Regions from separate parts of the Homo sapiens genome. Here all the other regions are linked to region 3. Evidence: chromatin contacts called from ENCODE Hi-C data. All regions are on one chromosome and are shown on one strand. Each heading gives the region's core, a stretch centred on a gene start or an enhancer-like site at or near the end of the contact. The rest is flanking DNA. Distances are from core to core; before and after follow the strand shown.

What was found. A loop is a pair of places that touch in the nucleus more often than their neighbours do. Pooled maps may share reads with other maps.
Region 1: a pooled map shows a loop between it and region 3 (4-fold over the local background). The contact joins the enhancer-like site here to the promoter of ATP11C in region 3. A Hi-C loop is called at or near these places in 4 of 37 single-sample maps with no recorded cell type and 8 of 50 pooled maps.
Region 2: a loop to region 3 is called in a pooled map of gastrocnemius medialis, with 5 times the contacts of the local background. The contact joins the promoter of SOX3 here to the promoter of ATP11C in region 3. A Hi-C loop is called at or near these places in 1 of 50 pooled maps.

What each region holds. Positions count from the first base shown.
Region 1 is chrX:139,191,426-139,196,092 of GRCh38, forward strand. LOC124905222 (a long non-coding RNA gene) reads left to right here. Exons shown (of 2, transcript XR_007068344.1): 1 at 1-3,473; 2 at 3,642-4,435. It also overlaps a transcript of FGF13 not described here. Among named protein-coding and RNA genes, the nearest start is that of F9, 340 kb to the right of the region's middle. Within about 2 kb of position 3,311, at least 11 of the 41 ENCODE cell types and tissues checked have a DNase peak (open chromatin) inside an H3K27ac peak, as active enhancers do.
Region 2 is chrX:140,502,674-140,507,400 of GRCh38, forward strand. SOX3 (SRY-box transcription factor 3) reads right to left here and starts at 2,396. Exons shown (of 1, transcript NM_005634.3): 1 at 312-2,396. The coding sequence starts at 2,387. The coding sequence ends at 1,047. RefSeq lists promoters at 2,129-2,837, 2,348-2,634.
Region 3 is chrX:139,930,687-139,935,154 of GRCh38, forward strand. ATP11C (ATPase phospholipid transporting 11C (ATP11C blood group)) reads right to left here and starts at 2,367. Exons shown (of 30, transcript NM_001353812.2): 1 at 1,330-2,367. The coding sequence starts at 1,356. RefSeq lists silencers at 1,394-1,553, 1,594-1,833 and enhancers at 2,614-2,963, 3,004-3,053.

The sequences.
Region 1 (4,667 bases), core at 2,061-4,560, 740 kb before region 3:
GGTGGAGGGAGGAAGCTCGGTGTGTTTTAAACGGTGAAATCTGTCAAAGTCCCAAAGGCTCTTGTGATACAAATCAGGTCATCCTATACAGCCTGAACCCCCAATTCCACAGAGGAAATAAAAACCATTTATAACTCAAAGTAACTAGCAGTAATAGGTCAATGCACTTGATTGGTCATGAACCAATTACAGAGACACTGCTTGGTGCCTCAAGGATGAGAAGGGGTGGGGGTGCACCTAGGCCCAGCCCAACACTCACACTCCTGCTTCCACCTCCCATCACCACCTGCTGCCAGATACAGGCAGAAAAATTATGTCCAAGGAAAAGCGGAATTACCTTGTCCACCCTGTGTCACCCTGCTCTAGACTGGCAGAGAAATGTCTTGGAAGTCCCACTCCCACCCCCTTATCCCACCAGTTTAAGATCCACTGAGGTTCAAGCTATCATAAGGGTCAAAATATTTGGACACTGACCTCTGCTATTCTAACAGCTGTGCTAGGATTGCCATCTCTGAATGGCATGCCCGAAGCTCCCTCCCAGCCCCGCCCTCTCTGCGAGAGCCGAGGCTTTGAAATTCTCCTGCTTCCCTACTTTCTCCTAAAGGGAGACCATCAAGGGAAACAATTGAGGCAGGACTGGCAATAAGATAGAAAAAAGCAGCAAAAAGAGAGAAAGAAGGCTTCCAAGCAGAACATTTATATGTGGAAGATGAATAGGGCCGAGAAGGTCTTTAAGGTTGCTTAATTCAACCCATGAGGACACTGAGAACTCAAAACATACAGTTGACAACAATGCTGGTCCTAGACATCAGGGCTCCACCTCATGTAATATTTTTGGAGTGGATGACTCCTTTGAGAATCTGTTCAAAGCAATGGAGCCTGCTCACCAGAAAAATTGACATTTATACATAATTTCTAGGGGAGTCCTGTGATTGTCTCTAGGACAATGTTTCCCCAACTAGCCTGATGATAAGAATCACCAGGACACCTGCTTACAAGTCAGATTACCATCTCTTTTCCTAAAATTCTAATTCAGTAGGTCAGCGGGAGGGTTTTTGTTTTGTTTTGTTTAGAAAAAACAAACAAACCCTACAGGTGATTCTTTAGGCAAGCTTGAGAAACACTGCCCAGAGGCAGTAGGTCCCTAAACCAGCTGTGCATTAGAACCACTTGAGGAGCTTAATAAAAAATGTGGCTTTCTAAGGCTCATGCCCAGATATACTGAATCAAATTCTCATGGTCGGGGGTATATGTGGTTAGACGTGATGCTGATGCCCAAGCTGGTCCAGGAACCACAGCTTCGGTGGTTCCTGAACCACAGATAAGCAACCCATGTATGACTCCATCCAGCTTGACTCATTAGTAATTTGGCTTGGCCAGAGCCTGATGGCTATGATGGGCACCAGATCACTCACTGCTTGACATACCACGAACATGAAACAGAGTGCTTCATGCACTGAAAGTCTGTTTCCCTAAGAAAACTTGCAAAATATGCTTGTATTATCCATGAAGGCAGGGATAGTTATCTGTTCCGCTCACTGCTGTATTCTCAGTGTCTAAGAAAGCAGATGGCACATAGAAGGTTCAATACATATTTATCGAGTAAATTAACAGATGAATTAATTTACACATGCATTAAAATAACTGAAATCACTTAAGTTGGGGTATGACTGTCCAATGCATGTGTGAATCTGTAGATTTATTTCTACCACCAAGAAACCCTCTATCAAGAGTCCTCTAACTTGAAAAATCAATATGAAAATCACTACTATTTCAGTAATATTATCAGTATCATCATTGACCAAATTCTACGTAGATAGCCCATTATGAAGTAGCAATTGTATCCTAAATTAAATTAGCAAAATTAAATCCAGCAGGATTATTGCTGTCAGTCTAAGGGCTTTTGGTATAGAGTTTCAAAGGTAAAGGAGCATTTACAGAAACCTACGATGGATGATAAGCATTGTCATTACGTAACACATTTAGTGAGCACTTGCTTTGTGAAAAGGATCCTTGAAGACATTCCAGTCTATTCAGAGAGATAAGACATAAGCAGATGAGAAGTTAACCATGAGATACACCCAAAGTAGCCCATGGAGATTGCCAGATGGGTGACATAGAAGCCCTGTACAGAAGTAAGCAGTCAGTGCCTGCTGGGAGGGCGGAAGAAAGGCTTCATGGAGGATGGAGATTTAGCTTGGACTTGAAGCATCATATAATATAAAAATAATAAGTAGGTCACGGTAGATCAAGGAATGAGGGAGCAGAAAACTCAGTTTGAAGACAATCAATAAGTAATATTTCATTAGTATTATTTTTATTATTATATCATTAATATAATTATGTATTTCCACTATAGATAAAAATAGAAAATATGACTAAACACTATAAATTTCTATAAGCCAACCACCCAGAGATTCCTTTTGGTGTATATTCTTTCAAGATTTATTCTTAGCATATTTGTTGTGTATCTATTTACATATGTGCATAGTTGTCTATGTGTGTTTAATTTGGTATTTACAGATTTATACACACATATACATAGCCCCATATGGGCACATATTCATATATGTACTTTTACAAAATACTAATCATGCTTGTGGTGTCCAGTGAGAAGGATCTCAAGGAGGTGCAGGAAAAATGTTCACACCCCAGGCACAAATCACCATCTCTCCTTGGTTACCCCTAAGTCCACACCTAGTATACACACTGAAAATGATGGTGCAAATTATTTAACGACATAAAATAACATTCTAAGACGTTGAGGGAAAAAAAGGAAGTTATCGTGTATGTGCCTGATCCCACATACACACTTAAAGATAATTAGCCATGTCTATGTATTATAATATGCAGAGAAAAAGGACTAGAAGCAAAGCCTCAAAAAGTTAACTTGGTAGTGGAACCTTGGGTGATATTTTCTTCTCTACGCTTTTATGATGTTCCAAATTGTCTCCGGTAAACATGCATTATTTTGTAATCTGAAAAAAATCAATGTAATAAAACATAAGCAATATAAAAACACACACATAAATTCAAATCTGCCTGTGAGCGTCCTGCTCAAGATGCATCTTCGGTTTTTGAGCAGCTAAAGTCAAATTAGCATTAACAAGAAGACAGAGAAAGCAAAGCTCTTGTGTTGGTCAAGCCCTGACTTCAAGGCTCTTGGCCTTCTATGCCTGCCTTTGAGGTGTCTAGTGGGTGGGTCAGGTGTACGGAAAGCAAGAAAGCCTTGATAGGTGTCGCTAAGGGAGGAGGGCGCGCCTCCCTGAGCCCCGCCCGGCCACCACCAGCGCTGCTCTGACCGCCACCATCTTAACGCTGCTTCCCCACAGGCTGCAACGTGCCCGCGGTCTAGACTGCGAGGCCGCGGGCTGCACCGGAGCGCGCAGTATCTTCCCCCGGACTGCGACCACCCGCACCGCCAGCCACGGAGCCCTGGCCCGGGCCCGCGGTTCCCTTTGCGACGCCTCCCCGTGAGTCGACTGGGCCGTGGGTATCGAGGACAAGCAAACAGAAACCCCCACTGCCCACCGCCGCTGCCGCCGCCAGGAAGGCGCTTTGTCATGCCCGGAGCCGGCGCCGGGCAGCTCTTTGCCAAGTTTCACCTTCGGTGACACAACTTTTCCGTGTTTCTTTTTTAGGCAGCTGCCACATCACGAGGCTAATGAGCACACTAAGGTTTGTAATAAACCTGCCTGCCAGATACACAGGAACTGAGGGAGGCTGGTTGACCAGACCTTTCAGCGCGATCGTCGGTTCCCAGCTAGCCGAAAAACAAATGTTCCCCGGAATGAGAGCATCTAGGAGCACCTTGTCCTGTTTCCAAGAGAATGGCTCACATTGTTCCCAGAGCTCCGAAAATCACTCACAAATTCAAGAGCTCTTGGAAGCCTTAATGTTCAATAAACCCCCCAAGGGGAGAGGCAAGCATACACACAGAGAATCAAAGGCAAAATAAGCAGGTCAATTCTCAATACTTTCAAAGTCACCATTGAAAGAAGTTTCTGAAAATATCTATGGGCATATTCAAGAAGTGCACTCAGCCTGTCTTCTTTAGGTTGTTTACTTCTACTTTTAAGAGCTAGATAAATATTTTAAGAACCCTAGCTATTTACTAACCCTCAACTCCAGAACAGTAACAAATGCTACCTACATTATTTGGAGCAAGTTTTGAGAACTGGGTTTCATGTTTGTTATTAAATTTACCTATAGCCATGCAATAGACCCATCACTGTTAATTATTACCATTGAGCAACAGTTCTACAATACAGATAAATACTACATGATTCCCAACTTCGAGAACTGTAATTAATATGCTTGTTCAAGGCGTTGTGTCTCTGTTAACAAGATATATTTTTGGAAATATTATCTAACTGAAGGCAGCATAAATAGTATACAAAATAAAGCTTGCACTTTTTTATTTTTCCATTTAAAATGAGTTACGTAAGTAGTGAAAAACCTCTTCTGTGGAGCTACGCTTTGTTGTGGGGGGTGGATTTCTTTCATCACGATTAATATAGCTATCAAAGGAAAAAATCCAGAAATGAAAATCTTTCAATGAGCTCAGCACACCCTGAGGAGCCCCATTCGGTTAATAAAAACCACTGACATTTGTTAACAAGAAAAGGAGGGAGGGAAAGAAGGAGAGTCGGAGGAAGAACGGGGTA
Region 2 (4,727 bases), core at 1,146-3,645, 570 kb after region 3:
TCAGCAGACGCTCACTGCGATCAACAAGTGCGCGGCCGCGGGCTCTGCGCATTAGCTACTACTGTGTGCCCGCTCTCGGGAGACGCTCCTGGAAGACTCGGAACTCTGTTCCGAGTTTCAGTTGAGAATATTGGAAGCTGGTGTATGGTGGATCACCAGTAGTTAAAAGGAAACCATTTCAGATTATGCTTGCCTCCCCCCAGGTCCCACCCCGCCCCTAGGATGGGATCTCAGTTGTAAAACCGAGTGTTGGTTCCTCCCCAACCTGCAAAAAAGTTTCAGGGCCGCAAAATTATCAGGACTCCATCATGTTGGTTATAAAATTTATTGATCTCATTTAGGAATTAAGAGTAAAAGCTTGAAAACCCTGAAACAAAGTAGCCCCTCCCCACTACCCAAACGAAATCTGAACACATTAGCGCGAAGAAATATCAAACAGATCACGGCAGAAATCACCAACTCAACATGATTGGACAGAAGCTGTCCCGCGGCCAGGGGCGGCGAGGCGGGAGACACACGCACACCTGGCTATAAATTAACATTGGCTTTAGCTGCCGCGCTGCTTGGAGCGGTCAGCGCCCCAAAAAACCACGAGGAAAACAGACGCGACACGACTGGGGGCGTAGGCGTTGCAGTTCTCCAGCTGGCCTCACCCGATACTATGTTTCTCCCATTCACTCCTTGGCTAACTGCAAACTAACAAGACAACATTTTCAAATGTAACAGAATAACCCTGGAACTCAGGAGGAGGAGTGGGGGCTGTTTTTTCTTTGCAAATAACACAGCGATTCCCAGCCTACAAAGGTGAAAGGAGCAGCGGCGTGGGGCAAGAGAGCTCTCTAGAAGTCCCATTTTCGCTGCTCCTGACTTATTTTTGCTTTTGTACAAAACCCGACAGCTACAGCAAAACTTTCAGCCCTCCCCATCATCGGTACAAGGCAACAGTCCCAGGCAAGCAAAGCTAAACAAGGCGTCCCAACTTGGGGGTGCGGGGCGGGAGTGGGGGTGGGGGTGGGGAACAAGGGTGGACGAGCGCAGGCCGGTGCTCAGATGTGGGTCAGCGGCACCGTTCCGTTGACTGCAGTCCCGGCGCCCTGGTAGTGCTGGTGCACGCCGTGCAGGCGACCGCCGGGCAGCGGAGAGGCGGCGTCGGCCGCGTCCCCGCCGGGTGGCAGGTACATGCTGATCATGTCGCGCAGGTCGCCGAGGCACGCGCGCTGAGAGTGCGATGCGATGGCGGGCGGCGGCGAGCTGGGCTCAGACTTCACTACCGAGCCCATGGGGCCCAGGCTCATGGCGGCTGCGGCCGCAGCTGCGGCCGCGGCGGTGGCGGGCTGCTGCCCGTAGGCGGCGGCCGCGGCTGCTGTGGCTGAGGGCGCCATGCCCCCGTAGCCCGAGGCGGCGGCGGCCGCGGCAGCGACGTTCATGTAGCTCTGAGCGCCGGGCGGCATCATTGGGCTGTACTGCAGGCCGGCCATGTCGTAGCGGTGCATCGGCGGCAGCGCGGGCGGCGGCGGCGGGCTGCTCATGCTCGGGGGCTGCGCGTAGCCCAGCTGCTCCTGCACCAGCGAGTACGCGCCGTTGGCCCAGCCGTTCACGTGCGTGTACGTGTCCAGGCGCTGGCCCACGCCCACCGGACTGCTGGCGGCAGCGGCTGCGGCCGCGGCAGCGGCGGCGGCGGCCGCGGCACCGGGAGGCAGGAGGCCGCTGGGCAGGGAGTACTTATCTTTCTTGAGCAGCGTCTTGGTCTTGCGGCGCGGTCGGTACTTGTAGTCCGGATACTCCTTCATGTGCACGGCGCGAAGTCGCTTGGCCTCGTCGATGAATGGTCGCTTCTCGGCGTCGGTCAGCAGTTTCCAGTCGGCGCCCAAGCGCTTGCTGATCTCAGAATTGTGCATCTTGGGGTTCTCCAGGGCCATTTTGCGCCGCTGCCCGCGGGACCATACCATGAAGGCGTTCATGGGCCGTTTCACACGGTCCTGGTCTGTACCCCCGCCACCTCCGCTCGCACCACCGCTGCTGCCGCCGCCCGAGTTCGCGCCGCCGGCTGCGTTCGCACTACTCTTGCCTGCGCCTCCCGGGGCTGCGGGGCCGCCGGTGCCCGCCGCTTGTGTGGGTGTCCCTACGGGGTTCTTGAGTTCAGTCTCCAGAAGGCTGTACATTGCCGGGGCGGGAAGAAGGTGCGCCAGCGTGGCGGGAGGAGAAGGCGCTCCCGGGGCTGGAGCGGCCACGGTGAAAAGGCCCTGGGACTCCGTCGGAGCGGAGCTTGGGGGCCTGTGGGCCAGCGAGTCCGGCGGGAAGGGTAGGCTTATCAAAATGCTCCGCGCCAAATCAGCAGGAACCCGCGGGCTTCTCGCACCTGATGAGTTCTCTCGAACAGGTCGCATTCACAGTCTGCCTGGGCTCTAGCTGGGCCCCTTATATACCTGCTCGGATTCCCCGGGGTTGGGGCTTGGTCCGCCCCTCGCAACCCGGAGGACCCGTGATTGACAGGTTCGCAGTGATGCGCCCTGGCCAATCATTACCGAGCCCCCGTTCGGCCTGGCTGGAAAAAAAAAAGTTCGGGGAGCCCTTTCGTTCACCCCACGCCCCTCTTTGGCCTAGTGACGTGGTAAGAGTTACTTAGGAGGCGGGAGTCCACGAGGCCCACTCAGAGGCCACCAATTAGGGTTTCAAAAAGTTTGAAAGAACGAAACCTGAGGAGGTGACGGGGGGAGGGGGGAGGGGGCACGCAAGCAGATTGGGGGGAGGGGGCAGAGGGGCGCCTTCGGAATTTAGAAAACAACTTTGCAACCCTGTCAAGGCAGACCGGCGCCCCATCCCCCGGCCAGCCCGCAAAGCTTCCCGTTGTCTGCACGGAGGTTTTCTGGCCGCTTCTGCTGCCAGCGCTAGGAACGCAGGGCACCACCAGCTACCCAGGCCGGCTTAGGGACTCCAGGCTCATTGGAAGTGCTCCTGGCTGCGTCTCCAAGAAGCTCTCCCTGGAATTGGCCGCTGGTTGTCCAGATCTTTCTCTAGGAGGGCCAGTGCGTCCAGGACGCAGCGTGGGTCAGGGGCCCGGGCATGGGAGACAGGCTTCAGGACTGCGGGGTGCATTCGGCTGTGAGGCTCTTGGGGGTTTGCAGGAGGGCGGGCAAGCAGTCAGTCGCCCGTCTCCTGAGCCTGTCGGAGGCGCTCGCACAAGGTGGTGTGGAAAGTATGTGTGGGACGTAGGGGGTGAACTGGCCTCCGCTCTCTCGATCCTGGCCCCCGCTTAGCGGCCCCTTTTTGTCTCTGCTCTGTGGCCATTTCGGTTTTTCCAGTCCGATGCCCCTGAGGGGGAGGGTCGGGCCCCTTGGAAAATCCGTTTTCATGGCAACACGGAGCCTCTCAGAGTGAAAGAAAAGTTTCTTGGAGGGGGGAACGTTGGCCGGAGCGGAGCCGAGGCCGTCCTCCGGGCGAACCGCCGGGCCCCCTCCACTGCCCCCGCACCTGCCGGGACCGCTGAGCGCTACTCTGGGCGCGCAGCCTCGCCGCCTCCCCCGGGAGCAGGCTCTGCTAACGGATTCCGTCCGTCTCTTTTATTGTTTTAGAGACTTCCTGAGATTCGGAGCGGGACATTCACTTGCTTGTTGGGTTATCTGCCAAAGACTAGCGGCGCGGGAACTCTGGCTGCGGGGAGAGGAAACCCCGATAATCGCCACTGCCAGCTGAAGCGAGTGGCACAGCGTTTGAAACTCTCGGAGCAGCCCGAGGTAGCGAGTGGGAATGAGAAGCCATCCCGGCAGATTTGGCAGAAACTAAAATAAGGTGTCCATACGGTGTGGGGTCTCGCCCCCCCATCATCCCTAGCCCCGTGGAAAGGTGGGGAACTAAACGGAAAGCATAATCTTAAGTGGGTGGGGGGCGCATGGGGGAATCCCAGGTTTCTAGCGTCTTAGCGTTAATGCAAGACCAGGCGATCCCGGGACTTCTGCATGCTGGGCTCTTCCCCCTTTCTCTCCACGAATTAAAAAGTACGCCTCTTCGGCTTGTTAGTGGGGTCAGGGGGGGAGTGGAGGCTCAGGGCAGGCCAGCCCCCTCTCGGCCAGGCGGACCTCTGGCAAAAGAATCCCGGCTCCCAGTCGGCATCATCTCTCGGAAGTTTGGGGTCTGGAAACTTGCCCCTTAAGTTTGTGTTCCACTTGATCTGAGTATTCTGCAGCCAAGGGCTGCAGTCAACTGGATGGGTATACGGATTTAGGGTTTTAAATGTAAGTAAACTCTCTGGAAGGCTTCTGTGTGTAGATACAGTGTGTGTGTGTGTGTGTGTGTGTGTGTGTGTGTGCGCGCGCGCGCGCGCGCGCGTAGCGAACGTGAGCTGATAAGTACGTCTCAGAAAACATAATGATTAGGCAATCCCTACCTGCACCTGTTTTCTTGGCGAAGTGGCCGACAAGGTCAAACTTTCTTAGGCAAATCCATCCTCTCCTACAGAAGCCAATGTGCAATATCTCTGCCCTCCTGCCGTCTTTCCCGCATGCCCTCTCTGGGCTTTTCTGGGCCCTGGAGGCTGTTGCTAAGTGAAGCGCGTTTTAGGAAACTACCCAACCGACGCGCGGCCTGGCGTCCAGTAGCTTCACAGATGTCAGGTTTCTTTCCAAGTTTTAGGACCCAAGTAAACGTTGCAGTGACAGCGCCTGGGCTGCATATTTCCCAAGGCAGGGGATACGGTGCTGGGCCGACACCCTCCCCGCAGCAGATTACCA
Region 3 (4,468 bases), core at 1,117-3,616:
CTCTACTGCTCTATGCCACAGGTAATAATCTGTTCCAATTTCATACTGCATGTTCCTGGGTGGGGTCAACATTTAGAAAACCATTAACACAGCACTATTCTAAAAAGGGATGTGCAAGTATTACTTTTAGCCAGTGTACACTTGTGAAAGTTTCAAATGAAGGAAAAATGAGAGCAAATATATCCGATGTATGAAAAATGTTAGCAACGTTTTGATTAGGAATAATTGCATGAATAAAACCAAATCGACATGTTCTCAAAAGATATATTTTAAGGCAGGTAGAGGAAAGCACTCAGCTTTCAACCCTTTTTCCTAACTACAGAAAAATCAAAATTTGCAGATGAACCCTTTCTTCCACATCATTGGCAGAAATAAAATCCTATTCCCGCCACCACCTCTTGCAATTAAGGAAGTTGCTACAAATAGCAGCACGGAACGTAAATGGTCCTGTTTCGCTCCATTCTTAATGTACCCTCTAGGAGTAAACAGGTTACTCAAAAAAGTCAGTAGCCAGAAAGCGATTTTCCCTATGGCTAACTCCCATGAAAATGAAATTCCCTTTTCTGGGGATTCTGAAGGGGGTAAACGTGGACGGAGGAGTCCAGTCACAGTCCGCCTTCTCCCATGGGTTCAAGGTCTGGAGTGCTCAGTCCTCCGCGAGGCTTCAGACCAGAGATCGGCAGCACGGGCAGTGGCGGCGCAGCCTCCTCGCGGCTGCACATCCACCCGGCCCACCCTGACAATCACGCTCGCCTTTCAAACACCCTAAAGGTGAGCTTTGTAGGCTGGGTCTCCAAAGTTTGCCCGGCCTCCGGTCAGAAGCCGCCCGCTGGCTGAGCCCTAGGCAAGGCTGAGTCTTGCCCTAGTCTCCGGCTCCCTCAGCCCCCAGCTCTTCTTTTGGGCCACCGTGACAGGTCTAGGTTTACCTCCATGTGCTCGTGGCAGAGGAAACAAAAGAAAGCAACCTCCCTGAGAATAAAACGCCATCTTCGACTAATTGGCAAACTGAGGGGTCCCCGGGTCGGTCCCCCCACGAGTCCCCCCCACCACCCAGCCCGAAGGCGGCCCCCAGTTTCAGGCAGAGTTTGTAACAGCTCCGGGAAGCCCTGGTCGAATTGTCCTGGGGGCGAGGGTGGGATACCCCGAGAGCCCTACCTGCCTCCCCTCCCCGGCCGCCTGGGCACCGTGTTTCGGTGAAAAGGAAGAAGAGGGGTGGTGGTGTCTCCCAGAGACGTAACTGCCCCCTCAGAAAATTGTTGTGAGGGACCCGGCGAAGGGGCTGGCGAGCAAGCAAACCGGCACGCGCGGAGCCGCAGCGAGTGTACTTACAAAACGATTCAAGCTCCGGCGGAACATCGCGTCGAAGGCTGCCGGGCGCTGAGCTGGGCTCTACCGGGCTGTCTGGGAAGGCGCCGTCCACAAAACACACTGCGGCGTGGGCCGGCGGCGCCAAGCGGAGCAGCGAGGCGGGCGGCCGGGCCACCCGCTCGCCGCCTGCCCCCCTCGGCTCTCCGCGCTCCCCCGCCCCCCAGCCGCCCGCAGCCTAGCCGCCGCCCCGCCTCACTCGCGGCCCGCCCCCGGCCTGCCTGACCCGGGGGCGGCGGCCCCGCGGATCGCCCTTATCTGGCCCCGGCACCCCGGGCCGGCAGCTCGCGCAGCACCCACTGAGAAGGCGAGCCCGCCGCGCGGGGGAAGGATGGCGGAGGAGCGCGAGGCTCCTCCTGTGGGGAGGGGGCGCCCCCGTCTCTCCGCCAGCGCCGGGCTCGGCACCCCGCGGGATGCGCTCTTCCCCGACGCGGCACCACCGCCCGCCTCCCCGCTGGACTCCGCGGCCGCCCCCCTCGGGGCACGGGGAACCCTCCCGAGGCACCCCGCGCCTCACCTCGCCTCAGCCCGACACTACTCCCCTGTCTCTGTCGGGAGCCACAGCCTCCCTCGCCCCGGCCCTAACTCGTCCGCCGTGCCGCGCCGCGCCGTTTCGCTCGCAGCCCCTCCTCGGTCCGCGGCTGCCGCGCCGCCCCGCGCTCTGGTCCCGCACTCGGGCCAGGGAGCCTGGGTACAGCCAACCGGCCCGCCCTGAGCCAGCCGACGGCCAGACTCCCTCTTCCGGGCGTGGTGGAGCCGGGCTCTGAGGCAGGGCACCGTGAAGACCCCAGCGCGGGAGGGGCGGGGCGGGGTGCGAGGGGGGACTAGTTCTGAAAGCCCACCCTCCTCATCTGCACCGACGAGGGTTCCCCCTCGACCCTCGCGCCGCTGTACTCCCACCTACGCGGCTTTCCCTCCTCTCAGTCTTTCTCTCGTCCTGCCTGCCCACCTAAGCCTTCTTACTTCCACTTTCTCTGAGGTTGTAAAGTCAGGCTTTGTGTCGTTGCTGCTGCGCAGCGGGGCGGGATTTCCCTGACCCCCACCCCGCCCCACCCAGGCCCCTCCCGCTCGCCCCCTCCCCCTCCTTGCTCCCGGGGCAGCCTGGGAGTTGTAGTCCAACCGTCCCCCTACTTCGCCTGGTACCGCGGGCTGGGAGCTCCCCCACACGCTAGTCCCGGGTTTGCCCAGAGGGTTGAAGAAGGAAGCGCGGGCTGAACAGCGGGTTCTCCACGCCGGCCGGCTGGGTGTGGAGGCCGGGCGCACTCGGTAGCCTTCCTAGCGGTGGGACATGTGAGAAGGCTAAATTAGGCAAAGCTCCGAATCCTGGGAGCTTTCCCTGGAACGCAAAATGTGCGCATCAGGAAACCCTCTACACCCTCGGCCCCCAGCTTAGAGCTGGAATTTGCGAAACTTTAAAAATTACAAAAGAAAAGCGAGTCCAGAATTGCCACGAGGCTGGGCATCCCTCCCAACTACCACAACCCCACCCCTTTTCACCGCCCCTTAAGGCGGGGCCCAAGGCTGTTGGAGAAGAACTTGCAGATTCTTCTATAAAAGTCAAAAAGAAGGAAAGGGAGTTCAGAGACTCTTACACGAGTCTTCCGCCTCGCCGCGTTCTCCTGCCAGTTTAGAGCTGGGGACAGGGCCCAGCCACACCACAGGCCTTCCCAAAGGTCGCGAATAGGCCTTTACTACTAGGCATAGGCGCTTCTCCTTTACCCTCCGGAGTTCGGATTCATTTCAACAAACCTTTGCTGGGAATTTTCTTTGTACCAGGCACTGTGCCAGGGCTGGACACAGCGATTTCTTAAAAGACCTCCCCAACAGGGTGGTCGCAATCTGGTTGGGGGATACAAACAAGCGAAAATGCCACGTTAGAATTTAATAATAGCTAGAGTTCAAAGTGCTAGAGAAATAGGGGAGAGCGACATTGCATCTGAAAATGGGGTTTGGGAAGTTTTCCTAAAAGCCCTGGAGATTAAACTAGCCCTTGAAACGTGGGAAGGCTTTAGAGGGACCTGACTGAGCCCAAGGGGACAAAGTCCAGGGTAGAGGGAGAGGTCGGTGAAAAAGCGCAGGACAAACTAAGAAAGAGATCACGCTGTAGTGGCAGACGCCCAGGACGTGTAGGTAAGGGCGGCTCGAACGAAAGCTAAAATCTAAAACTCTTCAAAAACATGTTACGAAGTTTGAACTTCATTCTGCGATCAACGAGAAGCCCATCTCCCAATAAAATGCAAATGCAGGAGACCTAAGGTTTGTTCCCAAACTGTCCTAACTGCCAAGAAGTAAAACCAACCGTTTTCAATTCTTCCCCTCTTATGATTCCTTCTCTGCTCACAGTTGAGCCTGTATCTAATGATTTTTAAGATTTATGTTAAATTTATATTTATATTAATCAGATATTATGATATTTTATTGACAAAAGAGATCTAAAGTTTTGCTCTCTACTGCTTTAAAGATTTTCAAATAGAGTTATTTTCTAGCTTTCTAGCTTTACCTTTTTTTTTTTTTTTTTTTTGAGACAGTCTCACTCTGTCACCCAGGCTGGAGTGCAGTGGCGCGATCTTGGCTCACTGCAGCCTCTGCCTCCTGGGTTCAAGTGATTCTCGTGCCTCAGCCTCCCAAGTAGCTGGGATTACAGATGCCTGCCACCACACCCGGCTAATTTTTGTATTTTTAGTAGAGACGGGGTTTCACCATCTTGCCCAGGTCTCGATCTCCTGACCTCAGGTGATCCACCCGCCTCGGCCTCCCAAAGTGCTAGGATTACAGGCGTGAGCCACCATGCCCGGCCTCTAGCTTTACTTTTATTGAACACAGCAAATACTGTAATTTCTTCACTAGTTTATTTGTTGAACGACTGCTATGTGGCAGACATTATTCTAGATACTGGAATTGGGAGGTGGAGGAGGTTATTGTCTTTAGTTCTAGGTATAAGTCTAGAATTCTTACCAAAATACATCCTTATCAATAAAATAATAAACTAATTTAGACATTTGGGGATACAAGTGCTTGCTAGTGAATAGTAAATAATATCGTTCCAAATTCAATTCTGTTAAACAAGTGGAAAAAATGTACTTTGCTTATAGATTCAAACAGA